Linked DNA regions of Mus musculus: all the other regions are linked to region 1. Evidence: chromatin loops called from intact Hi-C (ENCODE). Cell type or tissue: left cerebral cortex. All regions are shown on one strand. Region 1 overlaps Serinc1 (serine incorporator 1). Region 2 overlaps Ranbp2 (RAN binding protein 2). Region 3 overlaps Gcc2 (GRIP and coiled-coil domain containing 2). Region 4 overlaps Ranbp2 (RAN binding protein 2). Region 5 overlaps Gcc2 (GRIP and coiled-coil domain containing 2). Region 6 overlaps Ranbp2 (RAN binding protein 2).

The links. Peaks named below come from ENCODE experiments on the same cell type or tissue, not always from the same donor. Only the 100,000 strongest peaks of a DNase experiment are listed, where the experiment ranks them.
Region 2: a loop joins it to region 1, with 5 times the contacts of the local background. A loop is called at or near these places in 8 of 42 quality-filtered maps.
Region 3: it touches region 1 in a loop (4-fold over the local background); 6 of 42 quality-filtered maps call a loop at or near these places.
Region 4: a loop joins it to region 1, with 8 times the contacts of the local background. A loop is called at or near these places in 11 of 42 quality-filtered maps.
Region 5: it touches region 1 in a loop (3-fold over the local background); 7 of 42 quality-filtered maps call a loop at or near these places.
Region 6: a loop joins it to region 1, with 4 times the contacts of the local background. A loop is called at or near these places in 17 of 42 quality-filtered maps.

The regions. Positions count from the first base shown.
Region 1 is chr10:57,524,027-57,529,026 of GRCm38, forward strand. Serinc1 (serine incorporator 1) reads right to left here. Exons shown (of 9, transcript NM_019760.3): 2 at 3,639-3,800; 3 at 1,299-1,468; 4 at 294-373; 5 at 1-72. Among named protein-coding and RNA genes, the nearest start is that of Serinc1, 6.0 kb to the right of the region's middle. In left cerebral cortex, no CTCF peak of the experiment used is centred here; a DNase peak (open chromatin) is centred at 2,649; H3K4me3 peaks cover 80 bases.
Region 2 is chr10:58,450,384-58,455,383 of GRCm38, forward strand. Ranbp2 (RAN binding protein 2) reads left to right here. Exons shown (of 29, transcript NM_011240.3): 2 at 1,601-1,668; 3 at 2,929-3,040; 4 at 4,190-4,342; 5 at 4,836-5,000. Among named protein-coding and RNA genes, the nearest start is that of Ranbp2, 6.0 kb to the left of the region's middle. In left cerebral cortex, a CTCF peak has its summit at 2,579 (motif pointing left); no DNase peak of the experiment used is centred here.
Region 3 is chr10:58,275,024-58,280,023 of GRCm38, forward strand. It overlaps Gcc2 (GRIP and coiled-coil domain containing 2), which reads left to right. Exons shown (of 23, transcript NM_027375.2): 9 at 1-11; 10 at 1,555-1,674; 11 at 3,764-3,928. Among named protein-coding and RNA genes, the nearest start is that of Gcc2, 22 kb to the left of the region's middle. In left cerebral cortex, a CTCF peak has its summit at 2,271 (motif pointing right); no DNase peak of the experiment used is centred here.
Region 4 is chr10:58,484,580-58,489,579 of GRCm38, forward strand. It overlaps Ranbp2 (RAN binding protein 2), which reads left to right. Exons shown (of 29, transcript NM_011240.3): 23 at 1-41; 24 at 1,101-1,302; 25 at 3,994-4,095. Among named protein-coding and RNA genes, the nearest start is that of Ccdc138, 11 kb to the right of the region's middle. In left cerebral cortex, a CTCF peak has its summit at 2,251 (motif pointing right); no DNase peak of the experiment used is centred here.
Region 5 is chr10:58,267,212-58,272,211 of GRCm38, forward strand. Gcc2 (GRIP and coiled-coil domain containing 2) reads left to right here. Exons shown (of 23, transcript NM_027375.2): 5 at 756-860; 6 at 2,051-4,495. Among named protein-coding and RNA genes, the nearest start is that of Gcc2, 14 kb to the left of the region's middle. In left cerebral cortex, no CTCF peak of the experiment used is centred here; a DNase peak (open chromatin) is centred at 2,468.
Region 6 is chr10:58,474,929-58,479,928 of GRCm38, forward strand. Ranbp2 (RAN binding protein 2) reads left to right here. Exons shown (of 29, transcript NM_011240.3): 19 at 316-410; 20 at 1,229-5,000. Among named protein-coding and RNA genes, the nearest start is that of Ccdc138, 21 kb to the right of the region's middle. In left cerebral cortex, no CTCF peak of the experiment used is centred here; DNase peaks (open chromatin) are centred at 2,318, 3,413, 3,968 and 4,800; H3K27ac peaks cover 3,629 bases.

The DNA.
Region 1 (5,000 bases):
CAAAATCAATAAGTAAGACTAGTTGTATAAGGATGAAACAAAAGGCGCCCGCCATGCCTACATAAAACCACACTGAAAGGAAAAACAGTGCATTTTAAGCAAAGGATGACTGCTTTCGTTTTTATTATTTTTCTTAGTAATATTAATACAAAAACGGAAAACAAAATTATATACATAAATTGATTTTGCAACGGGGGTAAAAAAGGAAATAAGAAAAGGAGTTCCAGGTAGCAGTTACTATGGTTTCCTATACAAAACAAAAGATGATCACAGAATTTTTAAAAGCGCCTCACCAGTTGTAAAAGTGCCTTCTGGGATGAAGAATGCGCCAATGATAATTGCAACTGCTGTAGCAAATTTAAAGAACCAGAATCTAAGACAGAAACAAATGTAGTAAGAACCCTAGAAACAACTCAAATAGCAGAGCTCTGAGGAACCACTTAAAAGAACAGTTACACTTTATGTAATAGTTCTTAGTATATACTAAACATAAAAAGAAATTATCATGTAGGCTACTGTAAAGACGGTCTTATGAAGACGTGCCACCAATTCATTTAAGAATATTGGCTTCACTTCAAAGCACTGAGCTGCATAATATGTTTATATATAAAGCACAATTTCATTTCATGAATAGCTTTAATAAACTATGACAAATGCTTATATCCAAAATAGTAATTTAAGACAGCTAATGACTAAAATGGTAAAAACCTATTATAGAACAATTTTTATTATCCTAATATTACATTTTTACTCTCTATCTTTGGCATAGCATGACAACAAATAAACAATAGAACATATTTAGAAAAACTAGTTTATAAAAAGAAATAGATAAAATTCAAATCATTCAAATAAAATAACAGATTACCTACTCAACATTAAAGGACACTGATTAAATTAGCATTTTGTTTTCTTTCTAGGCTGTGGAAAACAATCATCTAGATAAGCAATGCCTGTTCAGTAATAATGGCTGCCTTGTGGATCTAGGAACTCAGAGTTCTATATAATAGGACTGGCTCATCAAAAGCTAAAAGAAGGGGCACCAGTACTCTTCCTTCAATCACACATATAGCCTCCTTTGAAATTAAAATACATAATCAGATGTGATACCAATAAACAACCCACCACTAGTGTTTAATATCCAAAACAAGACTTTCTCTAGTAAAATCAACTATTTTTAAACTTTTTTTTTTTTTTTTTTAATGAAAAAGATATATCTGCTCTGAAATTTCTTTAGATAATATCAACATTCCTGAGAGGAAAAGGTGATATAGATGTTCTCTCCCATAATCAAAGCTTACCCATTGTGGACTGCCGCTCTAGGGTCACTGCTGCTTTTTACCTTGATCATTAGTAAAGAGAGGAGAAGATAGAACATGGCCAAACCAAAGCACAGGCGATACACAGCTTTGTAGCCAACCAGGATATTACAGGGAACAACACCTTTCTCATTCTCACAGAACCCAGGAATCTAGAAAAACAAAATGGGTTTATGATCAATACTTTTCATGAACTAAAAGTTCCATGTAAACCGTAATATGCTTTAAAGGCCATAATACATACACACACACACACACATACACACACACACACGCACACGCACACAAACATATACACTCAGTATAAGCATTTTAATCAGGTAAAATGGGGTGACAGGCAGGCATTTATTCAATCCTAGCGTTTGTGGAAGTAAAAGTAGGTAGAGCTCTACGATTTCAAAGTCAACCTGGTCTACACATAGATCCGAGCAACTGGGGCTACATAGTGAGAACTTTTCACAGACACACACACACATTAAAACTTCAAGGCAAGCAAATAATAAACTAACAATTGTCAAGTCTAAGGTGATTACTTTGAGCTCGATTTATTTTTATTCTTTAAGTATGTATTTTAAGTTACATAAAAACAAAATTGTACATATTTATACTGTTATCATAATTCTAAATTTCCTAAGACTTGCATTCTACTGTGGTATGCTGAATTATATATGCAAAATAGGTGGGAAGAAATTAACAAAAGCTTAAAGAATTACATAAAACAGTCACGTCTAAGATGGAAACAAAATGGCTTTTTAAAGTCAAGGTTATTTATACCAATTTTGAATATAAGACCTTTAAATGTTGTTTGTGACCATAAGGACATTATTGACTTAACTTGAGCTGACAGCTTATTCATATTGTAATTGGGAATGTTGAGAAACAGCAGGGACTACTTCAGAAAGGTATAATCAACTGGGGTAGAGAGGCACAGTAATACTACTGTTGCCAGGCAACAGGGATGGGGCCCAGGGCTTGATCTCCACCAACATACACTCACAGATAGAAAGTTACATTGAACTCAGAATACAAAGAAGAAACTTTTTTTTTAAAGATTTATTTACTATTATACATAAGTACACTGTAGCTGTCTTCAGACACACCAGAAGAGGGTGTCAGATCTCATTATGGGTGGTTATGAGCCACCATGTGGTTGCTGGGATTTGAACTCAGGACCTTTGAAGGAGCAGTCAGTGCTCTTACCCGCTGAGTCACCTCGCCAGTCCCCAAGAAGAAACTTTTGTGAGGTAACTGACAGTATTATTTAGAACTACACATACTGTTCATATGTATAAGAATAAACTATTTCTCCCACGCCTAACTGCAGTACTCTAAGAATACTGCACTTTAGATATCAGTTTTGGAGCAGTTATATCCAGCAACTACCTAACTGCATGTGAATTCTAAGAGGCAGAACCTTGTGAGCGCCTCTCTTCTCCATCACTGATGTTAGTGGTCAATCACGTGTGCCTCACAGATGCTGTGAGTTTGCAAGTAGAATGTTATGTCAAGATTTGACACCATTTCTTCATTTCCTTTGACTCTGTCATTCTTTCTGTCCCTTCATAAACAGTGTTCCCTGAGCCTTGAATACAGTGACATAGATAACCCATTTAAAGCTGAGCATTTAAGCATCAAGTTATTTTCAACACTAACTAGTTTCTAAGCCTCTGTAGGTATTGGAGTCCACTGTAAAACACAAGCTTCTCTGACCATGGCTAAATACCACTGAGCTGTGTATCTGAAGACCAGTTACTTAGGAGGAAATTTGATGGTAGTTCATTTGGTAAAACAGTAGCAGTAGCGTCCTGAGTAGGACCACTACTCTATACAGGCTTTTGATGAGGCTTACAGTCAAAGGTTTACAATAACAAATGTAAATTCCTTCCAGTGGAGTGGCCTCTCTGACAGGCTTGTCACTACTGTACTTGGATACATCTTGCCTGGCTAGTAGGTACTGTTATGTGCAGAGTCAACAACTGATTAAGACTACACATGACAATTCTTCCCCAACAGCCTGCATAGCAACTGCTGATATGATGAGAGCCAGTCTCAGGAAGGAAGCATACAGACCACTTCCAGCCTGATTTCTTTATGGCCTGAGACTGAAGCATGTTGTATCTTCAGTAATGCCATCTACCATCTGTTCTGGTGGGAACTAACTGCGAAAGAACATTTTCAGTGCCGCCATCATAAGACTATAATCCACTAAAACTGGGATTACATATTACTGTACTTTTATATTACCTTATTTTTAATACCCCAAAAGTCATTTCATGCATATTCTATAATCTTAGTTCGTCAACATTAAAACAAAAGCCTGACCTTATTCAGTTGTTCTTCCATTCCTGGTATTAACATTACACAAGCTACACATACTCCGACGAGCAAGAAAAGTGCGTAGATCAATCTAGTCACAGTGGAGTTGTTCCCACTGGGGCAGCATCGGCACAGCAAACACGGGGCACTGCCACACAAACACGGAATCTGGGAAAAATATTAAACATCAGCATAGTTTAAAATCGTCTAATAAAATGCACATTCTATTTGTTGAAGGGATAAACAGTGACATTAATTCAAAAAGCTTAAAAGTGTTCGGCTCGCATACATTACCTACATGCTCTAAAAACCTAAGGCAAAGATGGAACAAGGAAAATAGTAAATAGCCTTTGTCCTCTACATCAAGTAAAATTATTTAAAAACGTGGGAACTAACCATCGGCAACCAAGACTTATCTAAGAAATGGAAGATTCATAAATAGCACAGCTCCTCAGCTCACCTCCAGGCCCACCTCCAAGATAAAGAGTACAGCCATAGAATTCTGGGGGGTGGGGGGATGATCCACCACAACCCTGAAGTGAATTGGTGTTCTTATTTTTTCCTTTTCTAGCTTTCTGTTAATAGCAATAAAACTACCACTAGAACAAGGTTGGGTTTTTTTGTTGTTGTTTTGTTTTTTAAGGGTAAGTCAACAACTAGTTAACAACTAGTTAACAACTAGCTAACTTTCTCTAATGAACTCCTTGCTGAACTATGAGTAGGGTTTTGACCAGGAGAGCTTAACATGCACAAGCATTAATAAGGAATATCTCAAGAAGGCAAAATTTAAGTATCCTCACAAGGGTTGTCCATAACCTAGACTGAACTCCATCAGTTAGACCAGGGTATTCCAGCTCTGGGGAAAAGAACCACAGATATTCCCGGAAAATAGCACTGTACTAGACAAATTTCTATAGCAAATGTAAGTGTTAAGACGAACACAAAGCAGCTGTACACTATGTTTGAGGATCAGAAATTGATGGCATAGCTATTATGCAAACATACACAGAAGATTTCTATGATCACAAAATTAAAAAATAGAACATCTACATAAAGATAACTCAGTATGCAAAGGACAAATCCTGCCAATGCACTTCATTTGAGCTAGAGAAACAAAAGCCAGAGAGGGAGGGATGGGTGGGGAGGGAGGAGAGGGCTAGAGGAGGGGCCCCTGAAGGGCAGGAGGGACAGAGACTGAGACACTAGCTCAGAAATGAAATGAGAAAATAGCAGATCAAAATGAGAAAGGAATCATGGGAATAATGAAAAAAAAAAAAAGGCAAAAACAAAAGACCAAGCAAGCTACCCAGGAACAAAAAGACACTGCTGATAACAGAATTACAGATGGAAAATGTACTTGGGATAATT
Region 2 (5,000 bases), 930 kb after region 1:
GGTTTAGTTCTCAGGACCCACATGGTGGCTCATAATTTGAGTTCCAGGGGATACAACACTAATTTCTGACCTCCTCCAGCATCACACAGGTATGTGGTGTACACAACCTACATGCAGACAAGTAAATTGGATAAACAAACTGTTAAAAAAAATTGAAAGTAAATACAACTTGCTATTGTCATGTCATGTTCAATTTTCAAATATAATCTTGTAAATCATTTGTAAAGTTGGGTAGCAGAAAGAGGTATTAATAAATTAAGACTGCAATACATAAAAGATACATACTAATGCATAGTAGCTCATAACCGTAATCCCAGTTCATTTGCAGCCTGGGCTGTAGTGGCATTTCAGGTCAGTTTGTGCTAGAGCTAGAAGATGGCTTCAAAACAGAACCAGATTCTGTTACACGTGAACATTTGGTTCTTTCCAAAATATGGAGAAAGGGATTGGTTTGTTTAATGGGTGGGTTATCTAGTAGGTATTGCTTGAAAATTGATGGTTGGTTTTAGAAACAAAGGCTCCAGTGTATACTACTTGGAAAAATAGGTGTTATATTTCAAAATAATTTTAGAGAAACTGAAAGAATAGGGATGAAAATTTTACGAATCTCAAGTGAGAATAGCTTTTCTTAGCATATTACCACTAAAGTAAATAGCAAAAAAACCAATTTCATTGCTTAAGAAATCAGTCTTGCTTGAGCTGGGCGGTGGTGGTGCACGCCTTTAATCCCAGCACTCGGGAGGCAGAGGCAGGTGGATTTCTGAGTTCGAGGCCAGCCTGGTCTACAGAGTGAGTTCCAGGACAGCCAGGGCTATACAGAGAAACCCTGTCTCAAAAAACAAAAAACAAGCAAATAAAAAAACAACAAAAACCTAAACCAAAACAAAATACCAAATTTTATTTTAGCCTTGTGTAAAATGCTGGTCTGTAAAGAAAATAGTACGTTGACCAGGGAATTTCTAGTACCTTAATGGTTCTGAAATGCTTTCCCAAGGAGACTTCTTACACATGGTAGGAAAAGAGTGATTTCTAGTATATGTCTCTTTCCCCAGACAAGTTGTTTTCTGTGTACTTCTCTGTAGAGTGATGCCAGTGAGTCAGTACAAAACATGCTGGGTAATACTTGGTGGGTAATACATAAAACATGCTGGGTAATACTTGGTGGGTAATACATAAAACATGCTGGGTAATACATGGCCAAGCATCCCTAGCCAGTCAGAATGAGTGAAGCTGTGTGTGTGTCTGACTGTGTCTGTGTCTCTGTCTGTCTGTAAGCTCAGGCTGGTTTTGAGTTTAGGATGGCTTTGAACTCATGATCTTTTTGCTTCTATTTCCTGAGTGCTTAGGAGTACAGATATGAATTACTTTACATGCCTTGAAATGTAGCTTCTGATGTCTGTTTTAACTATCCTTGAATTTATTTTTTATGATAGAAATTATAATATTTGGGACCATTAACTTTTAAAACACTAGGCAGCATTTTTTACCTTTTATATAAAAAAAATAGTATTAAACTTGTTAGGGTATTTTTTTTGGTACTTTGAAAAAAATGCAATATTTGAAAATGTGAACAGTAAAACCACTCAACTCTCTTTTTTAGAAGTCAATGAAAGGATTCTATTTTGCAAAGCTGTACTATGAAGCTAAAGAATATGATCTTGCTAAAAAGTAAGTACCAAACTGGAAATGTTTTAATTTTTCATCCTTGTAATAGGAAAAACTGCTAAAGAACACATTTTTTCTTTCAAGTGTATTCTGGAATCAGGAATTAACTGCTCTCAGACAATAGTTAGATTGAGCCTCTAACAAGTATTTCTTACTGCTTTCTGTTTATATCTAGTGCAGAAGTTACTTGGTTTAAAACACTTTTTCTAAAATTGCTCTCGGGTAGGATGAAAGAGATCATTCCTGTTTGTCAATTTCTTCTTGGTTAGCTATCTGGTGCTTCAGGTGGCTGGAGATAAGCAACAGACACAGACTCAGTGCTAACAGTTGAGCAGTTGCTGTCTTGTCAGTAAGGCAAGAGACTTGCTGAGTCTCATTTCCTTACTCAGAGTAGCCTAGAGGTGGAAGTTACACTGGAGGCAGATTATGAAAGCAGTGATAGGAAGAGGAGGGCACTTGGTAGTGAGAAAGGCTGCATGTAACCTTGGTTTTAAAAGGATAGTTCTTTAATACCACACTTAGTTACTTATCTCTCTGATGAATTTTATGTATGACATAATGTATTTATGTATAATTTTCTTGTTTAGACACGATTCTCTTAGTTTGGGAAACTTTAGTGTTTTACATATTTTCACTTTAAAATTTTATTGTTTGTAGATGATAATCATTTTGATTATCTTATGTGAAATTCTTCAATGCTTTACTAAGTGTAATCAGGAAGAAAAAGCATTTTATGTGTTCATTTCTGGTAGGTAGCGGTGGAAAAATATTTGAGGAATATAGCACTTTGTAGTAAAATGAGGGTCAGGAGAGGTGGCTTAGTGGTTAGGAGTGCTCAGAGGCTCTTGCAGAGGAAGTGGGGACTTCCTAACACCTGTAACTTGAGCTCCAGGAGACCTGGTGCCACCTTCTGGTCTCCTTGGGCACCAGGCACCATTGTGGCACAAATACTTTTATGCTAGCACTTAGATACACATAAAATAAGTGTCTAAATCGTGAATTAAATAGTAAAATGTGTAAACATGTTATTAGCTCTGTATGGTTATTAGTTACTTTGAAATGAATATTTTTAAACTCTATGTTAAATAAGTAATGGTAGCCAGTAATTGAGCTACAATAAAATAATTGGATGGTTGCTTGGTTTAGGCTGTAATCTACTATCAGTATTTCAGTCTAGTTGCAAGTATTTTTATTTTAAATTATTTTAATGTACATACTAGGTACAGTATATGTTTAATTTGTTATTTTTGTATTTTAAAACAGATACATTTCTACGTATATTAATGTGCAAGAGAGAGACCCTAAAGCCCACAGATTTTTGGGTCTTCTTTATGAAGTCGAAGAAAATATAGACAAAGCTGTAGAATGTTATAAGGTAATTATATGATTAAAGTACAGGTTATGTGAGGCTGGAATAATTAAGAGCATAGGCTGCTCTTCCAGAGGAGCTGGGTTTCCTTCCCAGCACCCACATGATGGTTCACAGCCTTTTGTAATTCCAGTTCAAAGGCATCTGGCATCTTGCTGGCCTCCCTGACACATACATAGTGCGCAGACATACTACAAGCAGGCTAAAAAGCAGTACATGCTTAAAAGAAAAATATAACCTTGCAGGGGTTGTAATAAGTAACCCATGGTATGTAGTAAATAATCATACACATTTTATCCACGTAGTGAAAACAAACATCAGTACTACTAGGTGGCTTAGCTCGGAACATACTTGAGATTTTGAATATTTAAAACACAAAATTTAAGTCCATACTGGTGAGATGGCCCAGCTGGTAAAGGCACCTGCTGCTAAGGCTGGCCATTTGAGTTTGATTCCTACAACCTGCAAGGTAAAAGCAGGGAGTTGTCCTGTGACCTTGACTGGTTTGCCTTGGCACAAGGGTACATACACCCCTGGAATCCAGAATAAATAAAAATGTAACTTATAAAAAGGCCAAAAAAAGGTCAGAGATAATGATTTCATTTATTCTTTTAATTTTCCTAAGTAATGCAAAAGTTATTTGATTTGTTTTTGCAAAAATTTGTTTTTGCTCTGTTTTTCAAGGGCATCTTATATAGTGCTGGCTGAACTAGAATTTGCTATGTAGGCCAAGCTGGTCTTGAACTCGCAGATCTTCCTGCCTCTGCCTCCTGAGTTCTAAAATGAAAAGTGTGGCATATGGGGGCACCACACCACTCCACAAAAAACCTATGGGTGCTTTCCCAGCTTTAAACTCACATCATTTAGGAATAGGATCTTCAGAGGCTCAGCAGAAGACTGCTTCTACTCTTGTACTGAGTGGGGTCCCAGCACCCATATGGAACTACTCAACTACCTGTACTTCTAGTTTTAGGGGATCTGACATCCTCTGTAGTCCTCTTTGTGTACCTACATTCATGTGGGTGCTCATGTGCAAAAACATATAATTTTTAAAAATGTAAAAGTCTTTGAAAAATAGATAATGTGTACAGCTTTTTTGATGACTTTATGTATACAAGTTAAATTTTCTATTTTCGGTATTTTTTCTGACATCAGCGTTCAGTGGAATTAAACCCAACGCAAAAAGATCTTGTGTTGAAGATTGCAGAATTGCTTTGTAAAAATGATGTGACTGATGGAAGAGCAAAATACTGGGTTGAAAGAGCAGCCAAACTTTTCCCAGGAAGTCCTGCCATTTATAAGTTAAAGGTAAAGCCTCAAACCAAGAAACTTATGGAGAAAACTAAGATACGATCATTTTTAGTATTTTGAAGCTTAAATACTTCTCAGTAGCAACTTAACAGAACATGCTCCTGCTTTCTTTAAGTAATTCCTTTAAAACAGTTCTGAGTGTTGTCTTTCTAGGCAACATAAAACTTTACAAATGCTATCTCAGTTATTTTTCTGGAATCATGTTTTAGTGATTATACAGTTTCATAGATTGTACAGTGTAGTTGGTCGATTGTATCATATTGTAATCAGTGGAAGTAAGGTGAGGGTGTGTGCAGCTAAGGTGTAAATGAAGCTCTGTCTGGAATAAAATCTTTGGTTCATTAGATAATTATCTACAGGTCAGAAGCTTAGACCTATTATAAAGAAATGTGTTGTAGCCTGCCATGGTAGTGCATGACTTTAGTCCCAGTACTTGGGAAGCAGAGGAAACTTAGATTACTCAACATTTAATGACTTTTCTCCCAAATAGGAACAACTTTTAGATTGTAAAGGTGAAGATGGATGGAATAAACTTTTTGACTTGATTCAGTCAGAACTTTATGCAAGACCTGATGATATTCATGTAAATATCCGACTAGTAGAGCTTTACCGTTCAAATAAAAGATTGAAGGATGCTGTGGCCCACTGCCATGAG
Region 3 (5,000 bases), 750 kb after region 1:
AGAGCTATAAGGTACAACAGACTTTATTACAGACTTTAATAACAGACTTTATTCGTAACTAACAGGTATACTAGAATTTTAAAACTGGTACATAAAATCCGTTGTTTTGGCTATTGAAATTTAAATTTCCCTGGTTTTGTTTTTTGTTTAGTGTACATAAAAGGTTAGTCTTTGGTTGCATCTGGGGATTTTTGTCTGTTTTGATTTTAAATGGGGTTTCACTGTGTAGTCCTGGCTAGCCTGGAAACAAAAATCCTGGCTTCCAACTACTGGAATGAAAGGCATTTGACACCACACCTAGAAAAGTTAGCCTTTAAATAGTGCTTTTAAATTATTATTTCTTAAAATTAAAATCCATTGGGGGATTTCCTCATAATAAAACGTAAAGAAAGGACAGCTGCTTCGATCTAGTGTGTTCACAGTGAAGTGACAATACCAGACAGGGCTAGAAAAGTAGAACTCAGCTACCTGAGGGGATATGCTTATTTATTTTCATAACATGAGACTCTTACATTTTTTTTCAAATCTAACAGAATCACTAAATGCAAAACAAATGCTACATTTCTTCACATATTTATTCACTCAACAATATTTATGTAGATTCCTGGTTCTGGACAAATGATGATCAACAGCAGACTTTCCTAAATTCCCTTACTCTTAAATTCTAGTAACAGGAACGGGTAGGCAAAAGGACAAGGTAGGTGCTGTACAAGAAAGGTGACTGGGGAGCAAAGGATGAACAGTTAGAATTCTCATCAGACTCAGCTTAACAAAAAGACATAGAGACTCCAACAAACATGACAGGCCATCGTTCAAACACTTCACCTGTCTTATATGTGTATTTTCAGAAGAAATAGAAGTATCTTATCATCATCGCCTGTTTACAGGTGAGTCTCTGAAGCACAGAGACCCAAGGCCACTGCTTTAAAAATTGTAAGAAACTAGGAACATTGCAGAGCTGGAGTCTTACCAGTTGTTCCCATTTGGTTCATGCCAATTAAGTTATAATATACCACACAAATTTAAAGCAAAAATTAGGGAGCAAAGAATTAGAAAGGTAGTTGAAACTATACACAACAAAATAAATTCTGTATTATGAAATATTTTTTAATATCTAAAGTAAAATTCTCAACCCTTTGCTGACTTCTGATACTAAATATTTTTTATAAACTTCAAAGCAATTTTTGAATTTACAAAGTAGATATTGAAAGATTAAACTTATACATGGTTTAATTGTGGAGAAAATTATTAGATTATGGTATTATAAAATGTAAAAAAAAAAAAAAAGCAAAATCCTAATGTAACTGACCAATGAAAAAGAAATAAGCTCATATTTAAATTGTAAAGTATGTCTTTAATGGATTTATAAGATCATGTATATTAAGAGTACTACTCTTTTGTCATATTGCCAAATGCCAATTTCACTTTTACATTTTCATATTAAGTATTTTAAGAATTTCAAATGTGTTCTTAAGGTGTCACGATGGCTTGATTCTATGTTCTGACCTAGTAAAGGCTTCATCACTTAGAGCTGAATCTTGTCTTTTATTGAAGAGTCTTCTGTTAGAATATGATAAGCAGTCAGAACAGCTGGATGTGGAAAAAGAACGTGCTCATAATTTTGAACGTCATATAGAAGACCTTACCAAACAATTAAGAAATTCGACTTGCCAGGTAATTTCAACTTGGATACACTTAGACAAGCAAATTATAGTAAATCGTTTTAATCTCATTTTTTTCTTACACAAGAAGTTAAACTGTAATCAGAAGAAAAAAATTTTTTTCATTTTTTTGGATTAGGAAAAGAATTTGACTAAATAGCTTGTCTTAGTTAGGGTTTTACTGCTGTCAATAGACACCAAGACAACTCTTATAAGGACAACATGTAATTGGGGCTGGCTTACAGGTTCAGAGGTTCAGTCCACTATCAATAAGGTAGGAGCATGACAGTGTCCAGGCAGGCATGGTACAGGAGGAGCTGAGAGTTCTACATCTTCATTTGTAGGCTTCTAGGAGAAAACCAGCTTCCAAGCAGCTAAGAGGAGGGTTTGAAAGCCCATGCCCACAGTTATACACGTAGTCTAACAAGGCCACACCTCCAAATAGTGCCACTTCCTGGGCCAAGCATATACAAACCATCACAATAGCTAACAGTATCCTGGGGGAGGGAAGGTTGGGGGTTTTTTGTTGTTGGTTTTTTTTTTAAGATTTATTTATTTATTTTGTGTATGTGAGTATGAAGACTGTCACTGTCTTCAGACACACCACAAGAGGGCATCAGATCTCCATTACAGATGGTTGTGAGACACCATGTCTTTTCTGGGAATTGAACCCAGAACCTCTGGAAGAGCAGTCAGTGCTCTTAACCACTGAACCATCTCTCCAGCCCCCACAGTATCCTGTTTTAATTAAGCTTTTCTTACTGTTGAGTTGTGAGGGTTGTTATTGTTCATTTTAAGAGCACACCATTACTGTGCATGAGCTTGAAGACATCAACTAACCTCAGTCCAACAGGAATTATTTGTTATTATCATTACTATTATTATTTATTATTATTTAATCACTTTTCACAGTACAGACTTTATCCTCCTCTTGTCCACCTTCCAACTGTTCCACATCCCACACATCCTCCCCCTCCCTCCAAGCCCCCATCCCCATCTCCAAGAGGATGTCTACACCCCCACCCCACAAGACCTCCCACTCCCTGAGGCCCCAAGTCTCTCGAGAATTCGGTGCATCTTCTCTGACTGAATCTAGACCCGTCAGTCTTCTGCTGTATATGTGTTGGGAGCTGGTGTATGCTGTCTGGTTGGTGGCTCAGTGTCTGAGAGATCCTGGGGGTCCAGGTTAGTTGAGACTGCTGGTCTTCCTATAGGGTTGCCCTCCTCCTCAGTTTCTTCCAGCTTTTCCCTAATTCAACCACAGTGGTCACCAGCTTCTGTCCATTGGTTGGGTGTAAGTATCTGCATCTGACTCATTCAGCTGCTTGTTGGGTCTTTCAAAGGGCAGTCATGATGGGCCCCTTTTTGTGAGCATGCCATAGCATCAGTAATAGTGTCTTGGGCTAGAGAGATGCTGGCTCAGTGGTTAAGAGCACTGACTGTTCTTCCAAAGGTCCTGAGTTCAAATCCCACCAACCACATGGTGGCTTACAACCATCTGTAATGAGATCTGACGCCCTCTTCTGGAGTGTCTGAAGACAGCTACAGTGTAATTACATATAATAATTAAATATATCTTTAAAAAATATATAGTGTCAGGCCTTGGAATCTCCCTCTGAGCTGGATCTCAATTTGGGCCTGTCACTGAACCTCCTTTCCCTTAGTCTCTTCTCCATTTTTGTCCCTGAAGTTCTTTCAAACAGGAACAATCCTAGATCAGAGTTTTTGGCAACCCCATCCTTCCACCTGATGCCCTGTCTTTCTACTGGAGGTGGTCTCTACAAGTTCCCTCTCCGCATTGTAGGGTATTTCATCTAAGGTCCCTCCCTTTGAGTCCTAAGAGTCTCTCACCTACCAAGTGTCTGGTACTTTCTAGGAGATTCTCCCACTCTTACCTCCCAAAGTTGCTTTTTGTTCTATGGAAGGTTTTAGCCAGGTGAATATCAGCAGTGATTGTTTCTTTAAACGTATTCTTGACTTAACAGTAATCTGTGTGGTTAATGGTCAAATCACTTTCATTCTGCACTGATGTTCTCATTACACATTTCACCTTCTGTATATGTTTACTGTGTGTTCACAGTAATGAGTCATTTGTATTCCAGTATGAAAGACTAACTTCAGACAACGAGGATCTCCTGGCTCGAATTGAGACCCTGCAGGCTAATGCCAAGTTGTTAGAAGCACAGATCTTAGAAGTCCAGAAAGCCAAAGGAGTAGTAGAAAAAGAACTGGACGCTGAAAAACTTCAGAAAGAGCAGAAAATTAAGGTAAGAACAACCCAGAGACCAGTTTCCTTACATACAGTGGGATTTTAGTCACATATTGCTCGGATGAACAGTCTTACTGAGTGCATTTATGAGTATAGTCTGATTAATTCCTTAGTATATGTCAACTTTACGTTGGAGAATCTTTTTTTTTCCTTTTTTTATTAGATATTTTCTTCATTTACATTTCAAATGCTATCCCCAAAGCCCCCTATGCCCTCCACCACCACCCCCTGCTCCCCAACCCACCCACTCCTGCTTCCTGGCCCTGGCATTCCCCTGTACTGGGGCATATGATCTTCACAAGACCAAGGGCCTCTCCTCCCATTGATGGCCGACTAGGCCATCCTCTGCTACATATGCAACTAGAGACACAGCTCTGGGGGGTACTGGTTAGTTCATATCGCTGTTTCTCCTATAGGGTTGCAGAGCCCTTTAGCTCCTTGGGTACTTTCTCTAGCTCCTTCATTAGGGGCCCTGTGTTCGATCCAATAGATGACTGTGAGCATCCACTTCGGTATTTGCCAGGCATTGACATAGACTCACAAGAGAGAGCTATGTCAGGGTTCCGTCAGAAAAATCTTTCTGGCATGTGCAATAGTGTCTGGGTTTGGTGATTGTATATGGGATGGATCCCTGGGTGGGGCAGTCTCTGGATGGTCTTTCCTTCCGTCTCAGCTCCAAACTTTGTCTCTGTAACTGCTTCCATGGTTATTTTGTTCCCCATTCTAAGAAGGAGCAAAGTATCCACACTTTGGTTTTCCTTCTTCTTGAGTTTCATGTGTTTTGCAAATTGTATCTTGGGTATACTGTTTCTGGGCTAATATCCACTTATCAGTGACTGCATATCATGTGTGTTCTTTTGTGAATGGGTTACCTCACTCAGGATGATATCCTCCAGATCCATCCATTTGCCTAAGAATTTCATAAATTCATTGTTTTTAATAGCTGAGTAGTACTCCATTGTGTAAATGTACCACATTTTCTGTATCCATTCTTCTGTTGAGGGACATCTGGGTTCTTTCCAGCTTCTGGCTATTATAAACAAGGCTACTATGAACGTAGTGAAGCATGT
Region 4 (5,000 bases), 960 kb after region 1:
AGGATTTTCAGTCAGAGCTTCGAAAAGTCTGTGAAGCTCAGGTTAGACTGTCTCCATTGTTTGCCACTCAGTTCTCTTGGTACATTTTAAAATCTTACTATCAGATGTAATATTTGGCCTTAGCAAGCACATGTGTTAGATTATAAATAGAGAACCGTGTTACTGTTCATGAATGAGAACTCTCAAAATGATTAGGATATTGAATCTGAGGCTAAACTACAGGCTTAATATCATGTCCGTTGAAACACCAGCAGGATTCTTTGTCGATCTAAACAAATCGGCTTTAAAATTTCTTAACCATTAAATTATAGCTGATATGAGTAAGTTTTTTTCCTCTTTTATTGAAAATATATTTTCTTTCCTCACACAATATATTTTCATTTCCCTCCTTCAACTCCTCTCTGTTTCTCCCTATTCTCCTATCTGGATCTACTTTGTCTCTATTAGAAAATAAACAGGCTGCTAAGGGATAATCTATGTCTTCATCATTATGCCCCCATCCCTCTAACTTCTCATTCTCCTAAACCTGTTAATGTCCTGTGTGTGTTTTTCCATGGAACCAAACCCAGGGTCTTGCAGTTAAATGTGCAAGCTTGGGTACCAAGATAACTCTCCAACCATGGTGTTTTCTGTAGTAAAAACAAACAAATCTGATTGAATAATCTTTTACTAGTGGACTATTTGACATTCATTTAATCAGAGAGGTAGGTTGGTTCTAAGTTCATTTTTAATTTTGCCTGTCCCTTTGTAGTTTTTATTTCTGTTAATTTTCCTGTCTTTTCAGTGATTATTATAAAGACATAAAATACACACCAGGGACTGGGGAGAGCTCAGTGATTAAGAGCACTGGCTGCTCTTCTAGAGGTCTTTTGAGTTCAGTTCCCAGCAACCACATAGTGGCTCACAACCATCTGTAATGGGATCTGATGTTTTCTTCTGATGAGTCTGAGGATAGCTATAGTGTACTCACATAAAATAAATAATAAATAAATCTTTAGAACACATACCAAACTTTATAGAAACTACCTACTATTTTTCTATTTCTTTTGGTGACTGTAGAGGATGATTTAATGATATGTTTTATTCTTTCCTTTTTGCAGAAATCCCAGAATGAGAAAGTGACTGATAGAGTTGGTATTGAGCATATAGGTGAGACTGAAGTAACAAACCCTGTTGGCTGTAAGTCTGAAGAACCTGATTCTGATACCAAACACAGTAGCTCATCCCCTGTTTCTGGGACTATGGACAAACCTGTCGATTTGTCCACTAGAAAAGAAACTGACATGGAATTCCCAAGCAAAGGTAAAAGTTGATCATGTGTTTATATTATGCAATATATAAGGTTCTGCCTATGTGTTTGAGAAAATAGAGTAGATTCTAAGAGCTTAGTTGAAAATGTTTAAGATGAATATAGGAGCATAATGTATTTGTCACAGTAATCAAACAATCATTGCCTTCTCAAAAAATGAAACAGTGAATAGTAACATTTTATCATTTGGTATATTTTTTTAATTTTAATTTTTATTTTTTGGTTTTTCTTTTTTTTTTTTTTTTCCATTTTTTATTAGGTATTTAGCTCATTTACATTTCCAATGCTATACCAAAAGTCCCCCTTACCCACCCACCCCCACTCCCCTACCCACCCACTCCCCCCCTTTGGCCCTGGCGTTCCCCTGTACCGGGGCACACAAAGTCTGCGTGTCCAATGGGCCTCTCTTTCCAGTGATGGCCGACTAGGCCATCTTTTGATACATATGCAGCTAGAGTCAAGAGCTCAGGGGTACTGGTTAGTTCATAATGTTGTTCCACCTATAGGGTTGAAGATCCCTTTAGCTCCTTGGGTACTTTCTCTAGCTCCTCCATTGGGAGCCCTGTGATCCATCCATTAGCTGACTGTGAGCATCCACTTCTGTGTTTGCTAGGCCCCGGCATAGTCTCACAAGAGACAGCTACATCTGGGTCCTTTCAGTAAAATCTTGCTAGTGTATGCAATGGTGTCAGCATTTGGAAGCTGATTATGGGGTGGATCCCTGGATATGGCAGTCTCTACATGGTCCATCCTTTCATCTCAGCTCCATACTTTGTTTCTGTAACTCCTTCCATGGGTGTTTTGTTCCCAATATTTTTTGGTTTTTCGAGACAGGGTTTCTCTGTAACTCTGTAACCAGGCTGTCCTGGAACTCACTTTGTAGACCAGGCTTTTATTTTAATTTTTTTTTTAAAGATTTATTTATTTATTATATGTAAGTACACTGTAGCTGCCTTCAGACACACCAGAAGAGGGCGTCAGATCTCATTACGGATGGTTGTGAGCTACCATGTGGTTGCTGGGATTTGAACTCAGGACCTTTGGAAGAGCAGTCAGTGCTCTTAACTGCTGAGCCATCTCTCCAGCCCTTATTTTAATTTTTAAACACAGGGTTTCTCTGTGTAATCTTGGCTGTCCTGGAACTCATTCTGTAGATCAGACTGGCCTCACACTCAGGGATCTGGCTGCCTATGCTGCACTAAAACACCCTACCTATCTTTTGATTTTAAGCTATTAGAGAATAGAGAGCATTATGATTGGCCTGTCTGCATAAAATAGAATAATTTGCTTGCATGGTAATTTTCTTGGTGTTAAATAATACTTTAACTTAACTGTTGTTGAATTATATATTAGTATTACCCAAACATATTCACGGTGCTTTAGTTAAAGATTATTACTGTAGAAACTTAACATTTTTATGATACTAAAATTTGTACAAGCTCCAAAACTAACTTGTCATTTACAGTAATTACTATGTGTCTCAGTTGTTCTAAGTTGGAAGAAGTGTCTTTGTGAATTGTGTTTCTTTATATATGGACATCTATATCATCATCTTTTCCTTTCCAGAAGTAACCCCAACATAGGTCACAAAGAGCACATTTGTGGCACTTTATCTTTAATATGCTGGACAAAATAGCTAACTTTGTAACCAAAAGCTCTGTTTTCAGAGAACACTAAGTAGGCCAAAGAAATCTCAGAGATCATGAAACTAGTAGAATTTAGACAAGGTGTCTAAATGTAAAGAACACAGGAAAATTTAGTTTAAGTGCCCACTGCTTTTGCAGAGTTCAGTTGATAGCACCCATGGCAGGCAGGTAACCCACACCTTCAGCCTTTTTTCTCCTTTCTGGGAGCCTGCACTCATGTGCATTTATTTACTCACACATAGACATGCAGAAACACACAGTTAAAAATAACAAGTCTTGCCAGGTGGTGTTAGAGCACGCCTTTAATCCCAGCACTTGGGAGGCAGAGGCAGCTGAATCTCTGAGTTGGAGGACAGCCAGGGCTACACAGAGAAACCCTGTCTCCAGGGGTGGGGGGAACCAAGTCTTTTAAAAAATGTTTAGTACAGAGTTTTTCTAAGCTCTACCCTTTGACTGCTTGATTGGGTGTGTAAGAACCTTGATATGTAGTCTCATAATGTAGCTTAGTGTGTAGCTCAGTGGATTTGAAAGGAGAATTGGTTTAGGTTTTGGGTTGGTGTTCATTGGGCATAGCACCTGTAAACTTAATATTACTGAGCAAGCTTGAAATTGAATGTATTTTGTAATTTAAAATATAGTTTGTAGGGGCTAGAGAGATGGCTCAGTGGTTAAGAGCAGTAATTGTTCTTCCAGAGGTCCTGATTTCAATTCCCAGCATGGTGGTTCACAACCATCTGTAATGGGATCCAATGCCCTCTTCTGGTGTATCTGAAGAGAGAAACAGTGTACTCAAATAATTAAAATAAATCCTTTTCTTTAAAAAGGAAATATATACATATGTACAAACACATAGTCTGTAAAAAAAAACAACTCAAAAAACTTAGTGAACTTGAAGGCATTTTAGAAGAGTAAATACTAGATTTAAAAAGTGTATTTTATACCTTGCCTCACCTGGAGTACTGGGTAAGGTTTTGATATATAATCTTATCTCAAACTGAAAGTTGTTTTTTGTTTGTCTGCTTGTTTGTTTGTTGTCAGGGGAAAACAAGCCTGTTTTGTTTGGATTTGGAAGTGGTACAGGCCTGTCATTTGCAGACTTGGCTTCAAGTAATTCTGGAGATTTTGCTTTTGGCTCTAAAGGTAAGATGAAGAGGAAAAAGATGACTATTGATTTCAGCCAAGTGTAATTGAAAAAAGCAGTCCTTTCCATGTTGTGACTTAAGTAGGATGGCCCTGTCCTTGGTTTGCTTATTAGTAACTAGGATTACACAGTCTGGCATTGATGATAACAGCTCTAAGAATTTTCTCTTAATTTTAGTTTAGTACTGATAGTACTTCCTTTCCTCATATACATGTATGTTTTTCAGTTTTGGGATAACCCTGACTTGGTTTTAAGACAAATTGGATTTCTGCATTACGGCTGTAGAAATTTACAAACTAGTGTCTCTTCTCATTTATCAGTGGTGTGTATATTTTTAAGAGTCATTTATTTGTGAGTGTGTTTCTGTCGCATATGTTTATTTCTACCACATGTATGCAGTGCCCTTAGTGAGCACATCCTCTGGAACTGGAGTTACAGATGGTTATGAGCCATGCAGGTGCTATTTGTTCACTGTCTTTACTCATAATATAGCACAATGTAAATTATTCTTTAAGATATTTGGAGACATTTTAGAATGATGAAATAATCCAATTTAAAATTTTAGTCCTTTAAGTCCTACTTAGATCTTTATACATTTTTAGGTTCATGCTACTTACAGAAACACATTAAACTTTTAGAAATGATTGATAGGGCTAGACAGTGGTGGTACACACCTTGAGTCCCTGCACTCTTGAAGCAAAGGCAGGCAGAGCTCTCTGTGAGTTCAAGGCTAGCCTGGTCTACAGAATAAGTTCCAGGATGGCTAGGGCTATACAGTGAGAGCTTGTCTCAAAAAAAAAAAAAAAAAAAAAAAAAAGGAAGAAGAAGAAGGAAAGAAAGAAAAAAAGTTATTACAGCGGCACACAGAGAAATCCTGTCTGGAGGGGGGGGGGCCGGGGAGGGA
Region 5 (5,000 bases), 740 kb after region 1:
TCCAGACTGACTTCCAAAGTGGTTGTACCAGCTTGCAATCCTACCAGCAGTGGAGGAGTATTTCTCTTTCTCCACATCCTCGCCAGCATCTGCTGTCACCTGAATTTTTGATCTTAGCCATTCTGACTGGTGTGAGGTGGAATCTCAGGGTTGGTTTTTTGGGGGTTTTTTTTTTGGCTTTTTTTTTTTTTTTTTTTTTTGGTTTTTCGAGACAGGGTTTCTCTGTATAGTCTTGGCTGTCCTGGAACTCACTTTGTAGATCAGGCTGGCCTTGAACTCAGAAATCCACCTGTCTCTGCCTCCCAAGTGCTGGGATTAAAGGCTTGCGCCACCACCGCCTGGCCTCAGGGTTGTTTTGATTTTCATTTCCCTGATGATTAAGGATGTTGAACATTTTTTCAGGTGTTTCTCAGCCATTCGATATTCCTCAGTTGAGAATTCTTTGTTTAGCTATGAACCCCATTTTTCCTGGGGTTATTTGAATTTCTGGAGTCCAGCTTCTTGAGCTCTTTGTATATATTGGATATTAGTCCCCTATCAGATTTAGGATTGGTAAAAATCCTTTCCCAATCTGTTGGTGGCCTTTTTGTCTTATTGACAGTGTCTTTTGCCTTACAGAAGCTTTGCAATTTTATGAGGTCCCATTTGTCAATTCTTGATCTTACAGCACAAACCATTGCTATTCTGTTTAGGAACTTTTCCCCTGGCACCATTTTTTCTAACCTCCTAAAGACAATTACATCATTTCAAAACAGGTACTAACTGAACGCTTGGATGCTCTTCTTCTGGAAAAAGCAGAGACTGAACAACAGTGTCTATGTCTGAAAAAAGAAAATGTTAAAATGAAGCAAGAGGTTGAGGTAAGACAATATTTAGTGTTCTTTTATCCGTTAACTTACACAAAATAATAATGAATTTTACAGCTGAATAGAATCTTAAGCATCTAATCTAGCCAAGCATGGATACACATGCCAACACTTGGGAGGCTCAGGCAGGAAGATGTCAAAGTCAAGGCCAGCCTGGGATGCTTAACAAGGTACTTACTGTTTCTAATAAAAGGAGCCAACAAGATGACTCAGTAGATAGAGGTGCTTGCCTCCAAGCTTGGTGACCTGCCTCCAACTCCAAACTCCAAAAAATATACATGGTAAAAAGAGATAACTGACTCCTACAAGTTGTCTATAACCTCCACAATGTGCCATGGCACATGCACACACCTCTCTCTCTCTTTCTTTCTCTCTCTCTCATACGCGCACACACACACACTAAATAATTTATTTTTCTAAAGGTTATCTAATCCAGTCTTATCACAAACAAAACAGTCAGCTCTAGAAGCACAGACCCATAAGTCCAGCCACTCAGAATGCTAAAGGTATGAGGTTCACAAGTTCAGGGCCAGTCTAGCATCCAGAATGAGTTCAAGGCCAGCTTGAATAGCTTTGTAACACTTTGTGTCAAAAAGTGAAAAGAGGAATAGGGATATGGCCCAGTAGTAGAATGTTTGCCTGTGTGTAGAGGACCTGGCTTCAATTACTTGTTCAGCTGACAGTACTAAAAGCATGCAGTTATACAGAGATAAACTAACATTTTATTTCTTGCATAGTTTAATCTTTCTTATAGCCATGTCATTCTTTAATAAAAATCTTTTAAGATTTTGAGTTTTTCAAAACTCTAGATACTTTTTTCTGTTCAGGTTTAAGACATTTAGTATCACATTATTACTTTCTTGTCTGTAAGGTTTTAGCGTATTTTCTCTAAAATGTCTCTTACTAATCTATTCAGGAGAAATACACTGAAGCTTTTTACCTTAAATAATTTAATACCTTTAAAAAGATTGTTAAATACAGAGGTTTCCAAGTTGTTAGTTACTTTAAGTAAAAGATTTTGTATTAATGATAATAGTTCTACTTAATTCTTCAGATTTCAGAATCGTATTGCTCTAGGTATATTCTGTTCACCTCTGGGATCCCCCATCATCTAGTTAACTCTTTAGTAAAGATAGAGATTTCTTTCATCGTCAAAGATTTACTTGTGCTTCTTTTTGTAATAGGATTCTGTAACTAAACTGGAAGAGACACACAAAGAGTTTGAACAATCACATAGAAACTACGTAAAAGAAATTGAAAGCTGTAAAAATGAGCTGATGGCAGTGCACTCAGAGCACAGCAAAGAAACGGCCATCTTACAAAAAGAACTGGAAGAAGCTGTCCATAAGCAAGTAGAGCTGAGAGAGCAGCTTAAGTCTCAGAGTGACTCTGAAGATAACGTGAGAAAACTGCAGGAAGAGATTCAAAACATCACAGCAGCATTTGAGGAACAGATTTCATGTCTAGAGAAGAAATTAGAAGCTACCAGTGATGAAAAACAACAAGAGATTATTCATCTCCAGAAAGTCATTGAGGACAAGGCTCAGCACTACCAAAAAGATATTAATACTTTCCAAGCAGAGATTTTGCAGCTGAGAGCTACACACAAAGAAGAAGTTACTGAGCTGATGTCTCAAATAGAAACATCAGCTAAAGAACACGAGGCAGAAATAAATAAACTAAAAGAGAACAGAGTGACACAGTGTGAGGCAAGTGAGAACATTCCAGAGAAATACCAATGTGAATCGGAAAACTTAAATGAAGTCGCCTCAGATGCAAGCCCGGAGAGTCAGAATTGCTCTGTGGCCTTACAGGAAGATCCTTCTGCGGAACAAACAGTATGTGATAAAGTCAGACAATTGGAAGATTCATTAAAAGAACTGGAATCTCAACATAGTATCTTAAAAGATGAAGTAACTTATATGAATAATCTCAAGTTAAAACTTGAAATGGATGCCCAGCATATAAAGGATGAGTTTTTCCATGAACGAGAAGACTTAGAGTTTAAAATTAATGAACTGTTGCTGGCTAAAGAAGAACAGGGCTATGTAGTAGAAAAATTAAAATATGAGCGAGAAGATTTAAATAGGCAACTTTGCTGTGCTGTGGAACAACATAACAAAGAAATACAGCGTCTTCAGGAACACCATCAGAAAGAAGTCTCTGAACTAAGTGAGACATTTATATCAGGTTCAGAAAAAGAAAAGTTAGCATTGATGTTTGAAATACAAGGTCTTAAGGAACAGTGTGAAAATCTACAACATGAAAAGCAAGAGGTAGTTCTAAACTATGAGAGTTTACGAGAGATGATGGAAATTTTACAAACAGAACTTGGAGAATCTGCTGGAAAAATAAGTCAAGAGTTTGAAACAATGAAGCAACAGCAAGCATCTGATGTTCATGAGCTTCAGCAGAAGCTAAGAAGTGCTTTTAATGAAAAAGATGCTCTTCTTGAAACTGTGAATCGCCTCCAAGGAGAAAATGAAAAATTATTATCTCAACAAGAATTAGTACCAGAACTTGAAAGTACCATAAAGAACCTTCAGGCAGATAATAGCATGTACTTAGCCAGTCTTGGTCAAAAAGATACCATGTTACAAGAATTAGAAGCAAAGATAAGTTCTCTTGCTAAAGAAAAAGATGACTTTATAAGTAAAATCAAAACTTCCCATGAAGAGATGGATGATCTCCATCAGAAATGGGAAAGGGAACAGAGACTGTCTGTAGAACTCAGGGAAGCAGCAGGGCAAGCTGCCCAGCACAACAGTGAACTGAGACAAAGAGTAAGTGAATTAACAGGGAAACTAGATGAACTAGTAAGAGAAAAGAGTCAAAATGACCAAAGCATTACGGTTCAAATGAAAACTATGACGGAAGATCAAGAAGCTCTGTCATCTAAAATCAAGTCTCTTTATGAGGAAAACAATAGACTACATTCAGAAAAGGCCCAGTTGAGCAGGGATTTAGAAGCACTTCAGGCTCAACAAGATTTTGCCCATAAAGAACATGTTGCTGAATTCGAAAAGAAACTCCAGTTAATGGTTGAGGAGCGAGACGATTTAAATAAACTGCTTGAAAATGAGCAAGTTCAGAAGTCATTTGTTAAAACTCAGTTGTATGAGTATCTTAAGCAACTGAGGGCAAGCATTTTAGAAGAAAATGAAGAGGAAGATGTTGTCAAACTTATACAAGCTGTAGGTGAATCTTTAGTGAAAGTAAAGGAAGAAGAACATAACTTAGTCTTTGAATATGATGCAAGGGTATTAGAATTAGAAAATAAGATTAAGTGTCTTCAAGAGGACAGTGCAGTTCAGTGTGAAGAACTAAGGACTTTAGTAAGAGACTCTGAGCAAGAGAAAATTCTCCTAAGAAAAGAATTAGATGCAGTCACATCAGCAAAAGAGGCCCTCCAACTTGATCTTTTAGAAATGAAGAATACTAATGAGAAAGCAAGCCTTGAAAACCAGACTCTTTCAACTCAGGTTGAAGAATTATCTCAGACATTACACAGCAGAAATGAAGTCCATGATGAAAAGGTTCTTGTAATAGAACATGAAAACCTAAGGCTACTGCTTAAACAGAGGGAATCTGAACTCCAAGATGTGAGAGCAGAATTGATACTGCTAAAGGTACTATTATTTTGAGTTTTATTGATTCGAATTAATCCTTAGCTCTGCTCATAGGTTATAGAAAATACATGTATTAACATTTTTATAGTCTGAAATCAAAACTTAGCTTTTAGCATTCAGGCTCAAGCAGCAAATTTCTGGCAAATGAATTAGTAAGCACTGTGATGTGGTGTATCTCAGGCAAGTGTGACTAGTCATGAGCAAAGCTAATGAAGGACCAATGGGAACTGCCGCAGGACACAGACAGTGCTTTTCTGTTTAAAGAGCCCTTGATCAAAAGAATGAACTGCGTGGTGTTGCGTTTTAGTTAAAAATCTGAAGTTCCCTTAGAAACTGGGTTGTGAAGTGATGACCATATCATCATTTCTTTATTATGTGTGTGTTTGGGGTGTGTCAGATTATTCATGTTGCTCTTTGGCACTATTTTAATAAGGGCCATATATATAATAAATGGAGTATTGCTTACTCTAGCAATAGAAAATAAAAATAACCAAATTGCTGTTTA
Region 6 (5,000 bases), 950 kb after region 1:
GTCCCTTTGAGTGTGGGAGATCAAATGGCATGTGCCATTATGCCTTACTCTGGCATGCTTGTTAAGTACTTGTTCCTGTTGACAATAGTAGTGTTATTTTTTATTCTTTGTGTCATTTAACTGGTTTTTTTTTTTTTAGTTCTTCATTTATTAATTGCTTTATGGTATACTTGAGTATGTAGAAATGTAAAGATCAGAATAATTAAAACTTCCTTTGATTCTTATTGTATATTTATAATTCTTGTCTAGGTAGTATTTTAAACTATAGAATAGACTTTTAACATTGTTTTCTTGTTTTTGTTTCTTTCACTTTAGTTGCAACTACTGGCCCATCAGTATATTATAGTCAGTCACCTGCATATAACTCCCAGTATCTTCTCAGACCAGCTGCTAATGTAACTCCCACCAAGGTAACAAAGGAAAAGCACACAATTAGAACTGTTTACGTTTTAAATGTTTAGGCTTCTTTTAAAGAAATTGAAACAAGTAGTTCAGTATTGGAAGATATGTGACCTTTGATATAGGCATTTCATAGTCATCTTTTTTTGTGTGTTAACAATAAGTCGAAACATTTGGAATATTTTAAATAGGAGGATTGGATGGTTTTGGCCCTTGTGTTATTATTCTATTTTGATAGGAGTAAGGCTATTTTTGTTTTGCTAGGCTGATTTATTGTCATCCTTTTGACTCAAACTGGATATTATGACAGTAACTAAAAACTATGACTTCCAGGATGGAGATCTGGGTGCGTTGGTACATTTAGATCCCGGTTCTGCTTATTGTGAACTTGGGCAATGTTTTTTAACCTGTGTACCTCTTAGGCCACCTGGTTTTAAATGAGAATAATACTATAGTTAATAGAGTTTTTGAGGCTAAAAACCTTTAACTTCTAAAGTAAGTTAAAATGGTTAGAACTGTGCCTAGTTGATACATTAATAAATGCTTAATGAATGTTAGTAATAATCATCACTGTTAACATCATTTAGTAATTGTTTAGTGAATGAAGAATTATTTTTTTCTAGTCATTGTCAGTACAGATTTTTAAGGTGCTGTCTTATCAAATATATATTCAGGTGTCTTTGTGGCACCATTGGTATCTGTTAATGTGCTGTGTACATTGGTGTTTTCTGCTGAATGATACTCTAATTTGAGGTTTGTGAGAGTTGATTTGTTTGTAGATTTTTATAGTTTTATGAATAATCAAGAAAGTATTTTTTTTCCCTTTTAGGGTCCAGTTTATGGCATGAATAGGCTTCCACCCCAACAACATATTTATGCATATTCACAACAGATGCACACACCACCAGTGCAAAGTTCATCTGCTTGTATGTTCTCTCAGGAGATGTATGGTCCTCCCTTGCGTTTTGAGTCTCCTGCAACAGGAATTCTATCACCTAGGGGTGATGATTATTTTAATTACAATGTTCAACAGACAAGCACAAATCCACCTTTGCCAGAACCAGGGTATTTCACAAAGCCTCCACTTGTAGCTCACGCTTCAAGGTCAGCAGAATCAAAGGTTATAGAATTTGGAAAATCCAATTTCGTTCAGCCCATGCAGGGTGAAGTAATAAGGCCACCCTTGACAACACCAGCACATACAACACAGCCAACTCCCTTTAAATTTAACTCAAATTTCAAATCAAATGATGGCGACTTCACATTTTCATCACCACAGGTAGTGGCCCAGCCTCCTTCAACAGCTTATAGCAATAGTGAAAGTCTTCTAGGTCTTCTGACTTCAGATAAGCCTTTACAAGGAGATGGCTATAGTGGACTAAAGCCAATATCTGGCCAAGCTAGTGGGTCTCGGAATACATTCAGTTTTGGAAGCAAAAATACACTTACAGAAAACATGGGCCCAAATCAGCAGAAGAATTTTGGTTTTCATCGCAGTGATGACATGTTTGCTTTTCACGGTCCAGGGAAGTCTGTATTTACAACAGCTGCTTCCGAGCTGGCAAATAAAAGTCATGAGACAGATGGAGGAAGTGCTCATGGGGATGAGGAGGATGATGGCCCTCACTTTGAGCCTGTGGTACCTCTTCCTGACAAGATAGAAGTAAAAACTGGCGAGGAAGATGAAGAAGAATTCTTTTGCAATCGTGCAAAGTTGTTCCGTTTTGATGGTGAATCCAAAGAATGGAAGGAACGTGGGATAGGCAATGTAAAAATACTAAGGCATAAAACATCTGGTAAAATTCGCCTTCTGATGAGACGAGAGCAAGTATTAAAGATCTGTGCAAATCATTACATAAGCCCAGATATGAAACTGACGCCAAATGCTGGCTCAGATAGATCTTTTGTATGGCATGCCCTTGATTATGCAGATGAATTGCCAAAACCAGAACAGCTTGCAATTAGATTCAAAACTCCTGAGGAAGCAGCACTATTTAAGTGTAAATTTGAAGAGGCCCAGAACATTTTAAAAGCCTTAGGAACAAACACATCTACAGCACCAAATCATACTCTTAGAATTGTAAAGGAGTCTGCAACTCAGGATAACAAGGATATTTGCAAAGCTGATGGTGGAAACTTGAATTTTGAATTCCAGATTGTAAAGAAGGAAGGGCCTTACTGGAATTGTAACAGCTGCTCCTTTAAGAATGCTGCAACTGCTAAGAAATGTGTATCATGCCAGAATACAAACCCAACCAGTAACAAAGAGCTCCTAGGTCCTCCATTAGTTGAAAATGGCTTTGCTCCTAAAACTGGCCTGGAAAATGCTCAAGATCGATTTGCAACAATGACTGCAAATAAAGAAGGCCATTGGGACTGCAGTGTTTGTTTAGTAAGAAATGAACCCACCGTCTCTAGGTGCATTGCATGTCAGAACACAAAGTCTGCGTCTTCGTTTGTTCAAACTTCTTTCAAATTTGGTCAGGGAGATCTTCCTAAGTCTGTTGACAGTGATTTCAGATCTGTTTTTTCTAAAAAAGAAGGTCAGTGGGAATGCAGTGTATGCCTAGTCCGAAATGAAAGAAGCGCTAAAAAATGTGTTGCTTGTGAGAACCCAGGAAAACAGTTCAAAGAATGGCATTGTAGTTTGTGCTCGGTGAAAAATGAAGCACATGCTATAAAATGTGTTGCTTGTAATAATCCTGTTACACCAAGTTTATCTACTGCACCTCCCTCTTTTAAGTTTGGTACCTCAGAGATGAGTAAGCCTTTCAGGATTGGATTTGAGGGTATGTTCGCCAAGAAAGAAGGACAGTGGGACTGTAGCTTGTGTTTTGTCCGAAATGAAGCCAGTGCTACTCACTGTATTGCTTGTCAGTATCCAAATAAGCAGAATCAGCCTACATCTTGTGTATCAGCTCCTGCCTCTTCAGAGACAAGCAGGTCTCCAAAGAGTGGATTTGAAGGCTTATTCCCCAAAAAGGAAGGAGAGTGGGAGTGTGCTGTTTGTTCTGTACAAAATGAGAGCTCTTCCCTAAAATGTGTGGCTTGTGAAGCCTCCAAGCCAACTCATAAGCCTCATGAAGCTCCTTCAGCTTTCACAGTGGGCTCAAAGTCACAGTCAAATGAATCTGCAGGAAGTCAAGTGGGAACAGAATTCAAAAGTAACTTTCCAGAAAAGAATTTTAAAGTTGGCATTTCAGAGCAGAAATTTAAATTTGGGCATGTGGATCAAGAAAAAACACCTTCCTTTGCCTTTCAGGGTGGCTCTAATACAGAATTTAAGTCAATCAAGGATGGATTTAGTTTTTGCATTCCTGTATCTGCTGATGGGTTTAAATTTGGCATTCAGGAAAAGGGAAATCAAGAGAAAAAGAGTGAAAAACATCTTGAAAATGACCCTAGTTTCCAAGCTCATGATACTAGTGGTCAGAAGAATGGTAGTGGTGTGGTCTTTGGTCAGACAAGCAGCACCTTTACCTTTGCAGATCTTGCAAAGTCAACATCAAGAGAAGGGTTTCAATTTGGCAAGAAAGACCCTAATTTTAAGGGATTTTCAGGTGCAGGAGAAAAATTATTCTCGTCACAAAGCGGCAAAGTGGCTGAGAAAGCAAATACGTCTTCTGATCTCGAGAAAGATGATGATGCATATAAGACTGAGGACAGTGATGACATCCATTTTGAGCCAGTAGTGCAGATGCCAGAAAAGGTGGAACTAGTAACAGGAGAAGAAGATGAAAAAGTTTTGTATTCACAAAGGGTGAAATTATTTAGATTTGATGCTGAGATAAGTCAGTGGAAAGAAAGGGGTTTGGGGAATTTAAAAATTCTCAAAAATGAAGTCAATGGTAAACTGAGAATGCTGATGCGAAGAGAACAAGTGCTAAAAGTTTGTGCCAATCATTGGATAACCACTACAATGAACCTGAAGCCTCTCTCGGGGTCAGATAGAGCATGGATGTGGCTAGCTAGTGATTTCTCCGATGGTGACGCGAAACTGGAACAACTGGCTGCAAAGTTTAAAACGCCAGAGCTAGCTGAAGAATTCAAGCAGAAATTTGAGGAGTGTCAACGTCTTCTCTTAGACATTCCACTTCAGACACCCCATAAACTTGTAGATACTGGCAGGGCTGCTAAATTAATACAGAGAGCTGAGGAAATGAAGAGCGGCCTGAAAGATTTCAAAACCTTTTTGACAAATGATCAAGTAAAGGTCACCGATGAAGAGAATGCAAGTTCAGGTGCAGATGCTCCCAGTGCATCAGACACCACAGCCAAGCAAAATCCTGATAACACCGGGCCTGCCTTAGAATGGGATAACTATGACTTACGGGAGGACGCCTTGGATGACAGTGTCAGCAGCAGCTCAGTTCATGCTTCTCCATTGGCAAGCAGCCCTGTGCGGAAAAACCTCTTCCGCTTTGGTGAGTCCACTACAGGATTTAACTTCAGTTTTAAATCTGCTCTGAGTCCATCTAAGTCTCCAGCCAAATTGAACCAGAGTGGAGCTTCAGTTGGCACTGATGAGGAGTCTGATGTTACTCAAGAAGAAGAGAGAGATGGACAGTACTTTGAACCTGTTGTTCCTTTACCTGATCTAG